Regions from separate parts of the Homo sapiens genome. Here regions 2, 3 and 4 are each linked to region 1. The links are chromatin loops, found by intact Hi-C in ENCODE. Cell type or tissue: PC-9. All regions are shown on one strand. Region 1 has its middle 25 kb from the start of LSM3. Region 2 has its middle 30 kb from the start of LINC02011. Region 3 has its middle 17 kb from the start of LINC01267. Region 4 overlaps GRIP2 (glutamate receptor interacting protein 2).

The links. Hi-C counts contacts between places; a loop is a spot of excess contacts. Peaks named below come from ENCODE experiments on the same cell type or tissue, not always from the same donor. Only the 100,000 strongest peaks of a DNase experiment are listed, where the experiment ranks them.
Region 2: a loop joins it to region 1, with 9 times the contacts of the local background. A loop is called at or near these places in 3 of 110 quality-filtered maps.
Region 3: a loop joins it to region 1, with 3 times the contacts of the local background. A loop is called at or near these places in 5 of 110 quality-filtered maps.
Region 4: it touches region 1 in a loop (5-fold over the local background); 4 of 110 quality-filtered maps call a loop at or near these places.

What each region holds. Positions count from the first base shown.
Region 1 is chr3:14,202,703-14,205,202 of GRCh38, reverse strand. No RefSeq gene overlaps it. Among named protein-coding and RNA genes, the nearest start is that of LSM3, 25 kb to the right of the region's middle. In PC-9, CTCF peaks have their summits at 1,353 and 1,553 (motif pointing left); DNase peaks (open chromatin) are centred at 102 and 1,492; H3K27ac peaks cover 670 bases.
Region 2 is chr3:14,779,863-14,782,362 of GRCh38, reverse strand. No RefSeq gene overlaps it. Among named protein-coding and RNA genes, the nearest start is that of LINC02011, 30 kb to the left of the region's middle. In PC-9, CTCF peaks have their summits at 1,049 and 1,253; no DNase peak of the experiment used is centred here.
Region 3 is chr3:14,368,731-14,371,230 of GRCh38, reverse strand. No RefSeq gene overlaps it. Among named protein-coding and RNA genes, the nearest start is that of LINC01267, 17 kb to the right of the region's middle. In PC-9, a CTCF peak has its summit at 1,400 (motif pointing right); a DNase peak (open chromatin) is centred at 1,400.
Region 4 is chr3:14,507,660-14,510,159 of GRCh38, reverse strand. It overlaps GRIP2 (glutamate receptor interacting protein 2), which reads left to right. Exons shown (of 24, transcript NM_001080423.4): 17 at 196-340; 18 at 2,460-2,500. Among named protein-coding and RNA genes, the nearest start is that of GRIP2, 31 kb to the left of the region's middle. RefSeq lists a silencer at 990-1,039 and an enhancer at 905-1,199. In PC-9, CTCF peaks have their summits at 894, 1,097 (motif pointing left) and 2,414; a DNase peak (open chromatin) is centred at 1,129.

The DNA of each region.
Region 1 (2,500 bases):
TGCAATGCCAGGTCCAATGGTGTGATAATAGCTTGGAGATTTTGCTTATCTGCTTTATCTCCCAAAGGGCATTGCACAATATCAGTGTGCTTGGATTGGACAGGATTCCAGTGACACGGTTCATGTTCTATTTTGATTCTGGCAGTTGGTAACCTTTCTTCTAGGAAAGAGGAAATAAAACACCCCATTGGTGATATTCCGTTGTTCTGAGCATACGAGGGTGGTAAGGCTGCCGGGGGCAACTGACCAGAGGCAGGTGTGGTCCCTGGGTCATTTTTAGCCACACTCCCAGGCCCTGATATCTGGCAGGGAGGTCTGTAACCAGCTCTGTCAACCTGCCATGAGGATGACCTGCCCTTTCCCTTGGTTATTCAAGTCCCAGGTTTTTCCTGAGCGGAAGCTGACAGTGATGTCATTTTCTCGTGATATTGGCGGGGTGACCTTGTTCATGGAGCTGGTTTCATCCATTTCTCTTCTACCTTGAAGCTGAACTGAGAAAAACATTGCTGAGAACCACAGAGAGGGAGGGCAGAGGACGCTGCAAAGGGGAGGCTCCCCTGTTCCCTCATCTGATTCCCAAACCCTTATCATGACCAGCTGTTAGCCATCCCAGTTTCTAGCAGAACTCAGCCTGGAAAAGTCATACAGGAAAAACAATGCAAGGAGAGATCGATGAAAAAATTTTTAAAAAATGTTGTAGTAGACTCAGCAAGGCAGAAACTATGGATTCATGAAGAACAGCTTGGATCCTTGTTATAAAGACAGATAAATATTTACAGGTGGTCTTTTCAGAAAGGCATTCAGGAGGAGACAAGAAGCATCTTATTTAGAGCTGCTGGCCCAATTAAGGGAATCAAAGATGTCCTGAGCTCCGACTCCATGGCAGGACCTGAGCTCCATCCTTGATGGACATCTTTTCATCCTCAGCCCTTCTTCCTGAGGTGGGCACTGTCACTATCCCCATTTACAGAGGAGGAAACTAAGGGTCAGAGAGTTGGAGTCTGTTATTCAGCTGGGAAGCAGCAGTGCTAGGGTTCACATGCATGGCTTTTTCACTCCAAATCTGTAGGCTTTTCCTAGCACACACCAATGTCGGCTTTCAGATACTGCTACCAAGAACTCCAAACCTAGGCTCTTTTAATCAATAGCAGAGTGATTGAGTCCTTTTCCTGAAACTCACATTGTTCAAGCTCAAAGGACACTGTATAGATGAGGACTCCAAGGCTAAGAGCAGGAAAAGGGATCTGCTCAACAGGATGGCAGAATCTGGCCTCAGGCCGCAAAGAAAGCTCTGTCCACCCATTATTCAGCCACGTGCACAGAGCCAGCGCAGCAAAACCCATCTCACCTAGAGTGCGGCTTTGTTGGTGATCTCGGTTCAGCAGGATATGGGCACCACGGGAATGGTATTTTCCCTTACAACTTTCTCCCTGGGGCCTACATATTATGTAGCTATTGTAGGGTTGGAGTTCCACAAACTGGATTTCAGAGCTCGCTGGCCAGTATTAGCTCATGTTGATTGCAAAGCAAGGACTGAAGTGGAAAAGCAAAAGAGCACAGCACCACCTGGTGTTGGCAACTAAGACATGCAGGTTCAGGAGTAAAAACAACTCCCTGCATTTCCCTTCGTGTGAGGAATGGAAGCCCAGAATGGGCGAGGAGCTCGCCAAAAGTCACAGAGCACACGGTGATCGAGCTGAGTCTGACGGGTGTGATTTCCAACTCTGTGCTCCTCCCACGAGGCCTGGCCAAGGGAAGGAAAGCACAGTCTTCCCCTTCCTGAATACCAGCTTGAGCAGGGTCCCCATAGCACCCGCGAACTCAGAAGACCCTTTCCTTCGAAAAGGGAAAGGACGGTGAAATGCTGGCCTGTGATCGGAAGGAGGAGACCGTGTAGCTGCAGGAGCAGCACATTGCACGGGTCCAGAGGCTACAGCATGAGCGGCACCACTGGAGCTGGGGCACACAGTGGCCCTTATTTAGGCTTTAGAACTAGATTAGCCTGGACTCGCGGTGGCCTCAGGCAAGTCTATTTCACTGTCTTGGGCTCTTCATCCCCTTCTGTGAAACGAAGGTGCTGAATGACGCCTGGACTTCCGAGGTCTCAGACTTTTGGCTCACTCTTCCCATGCCGACTGGCCTCCCTGCCGACCCTCCACCAGGAAAAGCCTCATCTCAGAGCCTCTGCGCGGCCTCCAGTTTCTGGAAGAATGCTGTTTTGCCAAATCCCCTTGGGGCCTGTTCCCTCCTGCTATTCAGATGTCCGCTCAAATGTTCTCTGCTGAGACAGACCTCGTCTGAGCACTGTTCCCCCTCACCCCCCACAACACCATGTCACCTCCCATCTCCTCACCCATTTCAGGTCCTTCCCAGCTCTTAGCATCGTGCACATAGTTGGTCTTGCTCAGGCCTCTGTGGACAGATCCTGGCACATAGCGGACATCTGAAAATAACTTTCAATGGAACAAATCAAGTTATTTCAAATTCACCATTCTCCTGA
Region 2 (2,500 bases), 580 kb before region 1:
TGCTCTGGATTCTAGTCATGTGCTGTGTTCGTCTATTCTTGCACTGCTATAAAGAAATACCTGAGACTGGGTAATTTATGAAGGAAAGAGGTTTAATTGGCTCATGTTTCTACAGGCTGTACAAGCATGGGGCCAGCATCTGCTCAGTTTCTGGGGAGGCCTCAGGAAGCTCTTATTCATGGCAGAAGGCGAAGGGGGACCAGGCACTTTGCATGGTGAAAGCAGGAGCAAGAGAGAGTGGGTGGGGAGGTACCATGCTTTACAAAAACCAGATCTCACGAGAACTCACTGTCTTGAGAACAAGATTAAGCTATGAGGGATCCCCCACCATGACCCAAACACCTCCCACCAGTCCCCACCTCCAACACTGGGGATTACAATTCAACATAAGATTTAGGCAGGGACAAATATCCAAACTATATCATAGGGGTATGTTTACCTTGACAAATTCATTCAGATGGAGCTTAAACACTGTTTACTTTTCTATATTTACATTGTACTTTGACAAAACTTACATAGAGCTTTATAAAATAAAATTTGCTATTTTTAGGAACAGCTTATAAAACACACACATAAACAGTTTTTTGTTTTTTTTTTGAAACATGGTCTGGCTCTGTCTTCCAGGCTGGAGTGCAGTGGTGTGATCTCAGCTCACTGCAACCTCTGCCTCCCAGGCTCAAGCCATCCTCTCTGCTCAGCCTCTGGAGTAGTTGGGACTACAGGCTACCATGCCCAGTTAATTTCTGTATATTTTGCAGAGACAGGGTTTCACCATGTTGGCCAGGCTGGTCTTGAACTCCTGAGCTCAAGTGATCCACCTGCCTCGGCCTCCCAAAGTGCTGGGATTACAGGCGTGAGCCACATGAGCTATTTTAAACTCACCTGTAAAACCATATGGACCTGGGTTTTGGGATGTGCGTGTGTGCACGTGCACACGCATAAGACTGACTGCCGTTTCCATTTATTTACAATTCCAGGTTTTTTCCAGTTTTTGATTTCTTTTTGCAACAATACTGGTGTTTTTTTAAGAAACATATCCATTTTACATTAGGGAGGTAATTGATATACCAATCAAACCCAAAAATATCAGTGGCTTAACACAATGAAGTTTATTTCCCGCTCTTGACATTGTCCGTCGTGGGCTGGGGAAGGGCTCTGAGAGCCAGAACTCTCCCATCTTGTGGGAGCATTAAGAGCTCAGAGTCCTCCACTGGCGCTTCTGTATCCAGCATTCTTCCCTGCGGACAGCATGGGGGCGCTGCGGGGTTAGCTTTTACAGGCTGGGCCTGGAGGTGGTGAACTTAACTGCCACCCACATTTCATTAGCCAGAACTTAGGCACCTGGCTGCAGATGAATCCATGGGAGAATGGGAAGTGTAACAGGGCTGTGTGCCCAGAAGGAAGGGAAATCATTTGGGAATACACGGCAGGCTTTGCCCCAGGTTTCATCTAGGTTTTCACATTTATTGTTGTCTGATTGTTCATAATAATATTTTTAAAAAGATCTTTATTTCTCTTTTTTTCCCAAGCTGTTATATATCTTTCTGGGGGTCCACTTATTAATTCATTTAAAGGACTAGTTTTAGGGTTTGGTCATCTTCACCATTTCATTAACGTCTGCATGTCTTTCTTATTTTTAGCCTTTTTTGGCTAAAAAAATAGCCAAGTAATAATAATAAATGTACTTAAAGCTCTACATTTTCTTCCAAATACTGTTTTAGCTGTGTGCCACAAATTCTGACATTGTAGCATTTTCATTATCATTCAATTCTAAATATTTCTGAATTTCCTTTAGGATTTCAATTTTAACCAAAGACCTAGAGTGTTAAGACATTTTTGTTATTTGTCTCTAACTTCATTGCATCCTACTTGGATAATATAATCTGTAAATTCCTCTGGATTGAATGAGGCTTCCTTTATGATCTAATATATGGTATATCTTTTACAAAGTTCCACAGGCGTCAAAAAAGAATGTGGGTTCTCTATATTTTAGGTAGATTCACATACACGCAGTCAAGCTCACTGATAGCATTATACAGAACTTTGATATCTCTGCTTATTTTTTGTCTGCTTTATTAATTTCTGGGAATGGTATTTTTAAATATTCACTTCATTAGCTGGATGCAGTGGTGTGTGCCTATAGTCCTACCTACTCAGGAGGCTGAGGTGGGAGGATAACCTAAGCCCGGGAGTTCAAGACCAGCCTGGGTGATATAGTAAGACCCCGTCTCTTAAAAAAAAAAATAAGAAAATTCATTTTAAGTTGGTTTTATGTTTTTTTTTTTCTTGATGTATTTTGAAACTGCATACATCCTGGTGCATTTTCATTCTTGTTCTATTGTTTCTCTTACCCCTATATAACATCTTTCTCTATCCTCTATATTTTTGGTTTAAATTATATTTTGTCAGATATTAGGATTGCTATCCTAGCTTTTTAGGTTCATATTTGCCTGGTATATATTTCTAGTCCTTTATCTTCAATATTTATGTGTCTTTCTAT
Region 3 (2,500 bases), 170 kb before region 1:
CTAGAATGGTGAGTATGCATGATGACAGCAGCCCCACTTCTCACCATGGGTCGTGAGGTAAGAACAGCATTATGCCTATTCATGAATGACACGCAGGTATCATTGCCCATTTCACAGATGAGGAAACTGAGGCATGGGCTAGGGGCTGAGCTGGTCCCGGGGCCTAGGGCTTTGGGAGTCAGGGTGTGGGGTGATGCTGGTGGGAGGAGTGCTCAGGGCCTGAGAATTGCTCCGAGTAACAGGACAAAAGCTGAGAAACCTAATCATGTGTTTACCCAGCCTGGGGATTACAGCAGTGCTGCCGGGGGCTTGCCAGGGAGGTAGGCAGGTAGCAGCAGGCCTCCTGGGGCAGGGCAGGCAGAAGGGGTGGACTGGGCTGGCATTTCGCAGGCTGTGGTGTCTGCAAGTCACCAGGCTCGCTTGTGTCAGCTCACTTTGTAAAACGTCTTCACAGAAGTAGGGAACCCTGACTGTGCCCTAAGCCCGGGTGTAGGAACTTTGCACACATCAACCTTTACAATAGCCCTCAGGCAAGACAGGGGTCCTGCTGCTATCCTTACACTGTACAGGTGGGGAAAGTGAGGCAAGGAGACCCACCTGAGGGCATACAGCAATGAAGAGGCACAGCTGGCATTTGAACCTGGCTCACGTGGTCTCAGAGTCCTTGTGCTTAGCTCTCCTGCTACCTGATGCTATGGGCTGGGTCAGCTGATTTATTCACTTATTTATTTTGGCCACAGGGTCTTGCTCTGTCATCCAGGCTGGAGTACTTTGGTGCGATCATAGCTCACTGTAACCTTGACCTCCTGGGCTCAACGATCCTCCTGCTTTGGCCTCGTAAAGCACTGGGATTCCAGGTATGAGCCACTGCACCCAGCCTGTTCATTTATCTTTTTAGAGACAGGGTCTCACTCTATCGCCCCGGCTGAAGTGCAGTGCGCAGTCTTAGCTAATTGTAGTCTCAACTTCCTGGGCTCAAACCATCTTCCTGCCTCAGCCTCCCAAGTAGCTGGGACTGTAGGCACAAGACACCGTGCCCAGCTTAGGTCAGCATATTTAAAAAAGGAAACACCACATCATATCTGAGAAGAGGCTGCTATAAACAGAAGGTACCATGAAAACAAAGATAATAAAGACAGGACACAGTTCTCACATTTTCTGTAGATGCTGTTACCTGGGAGAGTTCAGAGCCAGAGACCTGCTTGCTGTTTGCTAAAAGGTCAGAACAGCAAGTGGCGGAGGGGAGCCGAGGTGAACTCCCGGGCCAGGTGGCTGGCCGGGACAGCATCTGCAGGGGATGAACTCTCTCCCAGGTGAGTCTGTTGTCTTTAGGGCTGCGCCAGGCTCTGAGTCTCCTGACTCGCTTAATCCTCACCACAGTGCTGAGAGTCCCCATCCAACAGGTGGCAGGAGGGAGGCTCGGCAGGGTTGGTCACTTGCCAGAGGTCCCAGTCAGGTGGGGCTGAGCTGAGGCTGACCAGGCTTCCTGGATTTCTTCTCAAGCTCCTGTGGGCACTTCAGGACCTGTCCATTCCACAAACATCTGCTGGGCAACATCCCTTTGTTCACTCCAGATGCCAGGCCAGTGTGGTTCCTGTTCTGGGTACCTGGAAGGAAGACAGGCCCCAAACCAGACCCCCTCCCATGAGAAGGCCCACTCAGATAACTCAGCCTGGGTCTAGGAAGGCTTCCTGGAGGAGGTGGAGCCCAGATGAGTCTGGCAGGAGGAGGAAGAGTTGGCCTGGCATTAAGGAGGCCTGAGCCTGAGCTTCACAGAGCACTGGGAGCAAGCATGGCCACCCCCAGGAGGTCACAGTCTGGTGGGGAAGCGGGGCTAGAAGGGCTGTGCACAGGAAAAAACACATAGCCAGTATGACCCAATTACCTTCCTTGGAAAGTGAGCCCCCCTCCAAGAAACTGGGAGGCCCTGGGGGACTCAAGCCCACTCCAAATCTTTTTTATTTTATTAAAATAAAAATTTAAAAATTTTAAAAATTAATTCAAATTAATTTAATTAAGTTGCTCTACCTGCTCATGGCAGGTACCAAAAAACAGATGCAGAGCTGAGAGGGCCTTTGTGCATGTCCCAAATGTAAACAACGGGGACATGGAGGTCCAGAGAGGGCAATGGATTTGCTCAAGGTCACACAGCAAAGCAGTGGCTGGCAGGGGCTTACACTCAGCTCCTCCTTCCTCTCTCCTCTAGTCTTCTTTGCCCCCTCATCCTTCAACTACCACCCCAAGGAGCTTGGCCCTCACTGTGCTTCCTACAGATTTCCTGGGTGCTTGCTCAAGTCCATGTCAATCTTGAGAACTCGGGGATGAATGCCCATAATGGTAATAATGGTTAACCTTCCTCAGCACTTACTGTGCTAACTGTTTCATGTGAGTTACCCCTGCCCCCAGTACTTGCAGAGCCTTATGAAGTGGATGCTATTACCAGCCCTTTTTTTACCGGGAAAGAGGGCCAGAGGGGTAATGTAACCGGCCTGAGATGGCA
Region 4 (2,500 bases), 300 kb before region 1:
TGATGTTTCTTTTCTTTACTGGTATTTGGGCAGAAGATGGCCTCAGGGTCCCCAGGTTGTGCTACATGAAATCAGAGCGTGAGTGACTGGGTGAATGAATTAATAAATAAGTATGAGTGAGTGAGTGAGGCCAAGGCTTTAGGAAGCTGGGTACCCCCTCGGGGGCCTCCTCCTCATGGGTCCCCGTGCTTGCAGATGAGCTGGAGACCACAGGTGCCGTCAGTTACACAGTGGAGCTGAAGCGCTACGGGGGTCCCCTGGGCATCACCATTTCGGGCACGGAGGAACCTTTTGACCCCATTGTCATCTCAGGCCTCACCAAGCGTGGCCTGGCTGAGAGGTGAACTGGGGCTCTGTGGGGACGCATGGTGGGCTCAGGGAACACAGGAAGCAAGAGCTGGGGCTATGGCAAAGCCAAGCAAGATTCTGACCTCTGTTCCAACATTGACACTGTGGGTGACATTGGGCCAGTCACTTCCCCTCTCTGAGACTCAGGTCTGCATTTGTAAAATGAGTGTCAGCCCCTGCCTGCCAGGGCAGAGGCCCACACCCCAGCAGACCTCCTGGCTCCAGGTAAGCACTGGGCCAAGGTGTGTGCATCTTCCTGCTCCTACCTGTGTCTGGAAGGTCAGCCCTGCAAGGCTATTTGGAGCGCCTGCTGTGTGCGGAATAGGATGGGGCAGTGCCCCAGTACCCTGGTCCCAGCACTGCCTAGGGCTTTCCTGAGGCATTGGGGGACTGTCCCTGCTGCCCCTAGACTCTGAAACTGTGGCAGCTGAGGGAGCTGTAAGAATGGAGCCCTGTCCCAGGGTGAGGTGGAGGTCAGAGATGGAACCCGACCCCCAGTGTGGGTGAGACCGAGCCTTCTCCCCCGAGCTGGGCAGGGATGAATCCGGCAGGCAAGGAAGCGGTGAGCTCCCAGCACAGCAACGAGCGGGCGGTAAAAGGAGAGCCTGGTGGGGGCTGCAGGGGCAGGACGCGTCCCGGAGGAGGGCACCGCGCAGGAGGGGCGGTGGCTGGGCGGGTGGGGAGAGGATGGGAGGGATTCCGGGACGTGGACCCTGCTCCTGGAGCGCCCCCTGCTGGACACCTGGCAGACTGCAGAGGTCGGTGTGGAACCCTTCTGACCCCAATGTCTTCATCAATTCGAGCATGTACTGGGCACCTGCTGTGTGCCTGGCCCCTCTGTCCTGGTTGCTGGGGCTGTACAGACAACCCTCCTGCCTTCGCCGGGCTGATGTAGCTCAGTGCTGTCCAACTGAAATATAATTTGAGCCACAAATTTAATCAGACACTTTCTAGTAGCCACATCTGCAAAGCAAAAAGATGAAATTCATCTTAAATATATATTTAGTTCAACATGTAATCAAATAAAAACCATTAAGAACATGTCTTATATTCTTTTTCATGTTACACCTTCCGTATCTGGTGTGAGTTTTCTGCTTTTAGCACATCTCAATTTGGGCAGTCACATTTGAGGGGCTCAGCAGCCACCTGTGGCTGGTGGCTGCCATATTGGACACTACAGCTCTGGTCCCCTCCCGGAGCCCACCATTCCCTGACTCGCTCACTATCCTCATCCCTGGGGAAGTGCAGGGCAATGCCCAAGCATGACTCTCCAGGAGCTCCCATATGGGGTGACATCTACAGCCCCAGAGGTTAAAGACCCCTGACCCTAGTCCTCTGCCTCCTTTTCCTCCACCTGGCTCAGGTCACTCTAAGCACCTGCTACAGCTTCTCCCCTGCTCAGCCCTGGCTGCTCCTCAGAATCACCTTCCTGCCCCATCCCCACAGGTACTATTTAATTGGTCAGATGTGGGGCCCAGGCACCTGCATTTTCAAAAAGCTCCTCAGGTCATTGTAATGGGTGTCCAGGTAGAAAACCACTGGGCCACAGCAGTGCTGCCGCCTGGCATCACCAGCCCTTCACGCCCTACTGTGAGGTCTGCTGGGCGCTGGTGATTATGCCCATTCTCCAGGTGGGAAAACTGAGGCCCAGGAAGGGGCAATGGCTACCAAGGGTGTCTGCTGGAGGGAAGTAGGAATCCATTCCGTTCATTCACGCCTCAGTTATGATTTGATAATTAAATTAGTATTATCACCCCCATTTTACAGATGAAGAAACTGAAACTCAAGGGTTTAAGAAACTGGCCCAAGATCACATAGCAAGTATTTGGCAGCTAGTATGTGGGATTCTCAAAACCTGTGTTGGACACTGGTTCCAGAACCTAATTTTGCAGTCAGGTGGGACAATCCCCTCCCAGGTTCTAGACTTTATGTCTCTATTAATGTGATCCAAGATCATACTTGCGTGCTTTTGTTTTGTTTTTGGCAGCTGGGTTTAACTGGGGTCAGCCAGACTTCTGCTTTGTGGCTCTCCTGGATTCCCTGAGGGCAGACTGCCACTCTGAGGCCCTGAGTGTCTAACTCCCATTCTCTGCCCTGCATCCACTCCTCAGGACTGGTGCCATCCACGTGGGGGACCGCATTCTGGCCATCA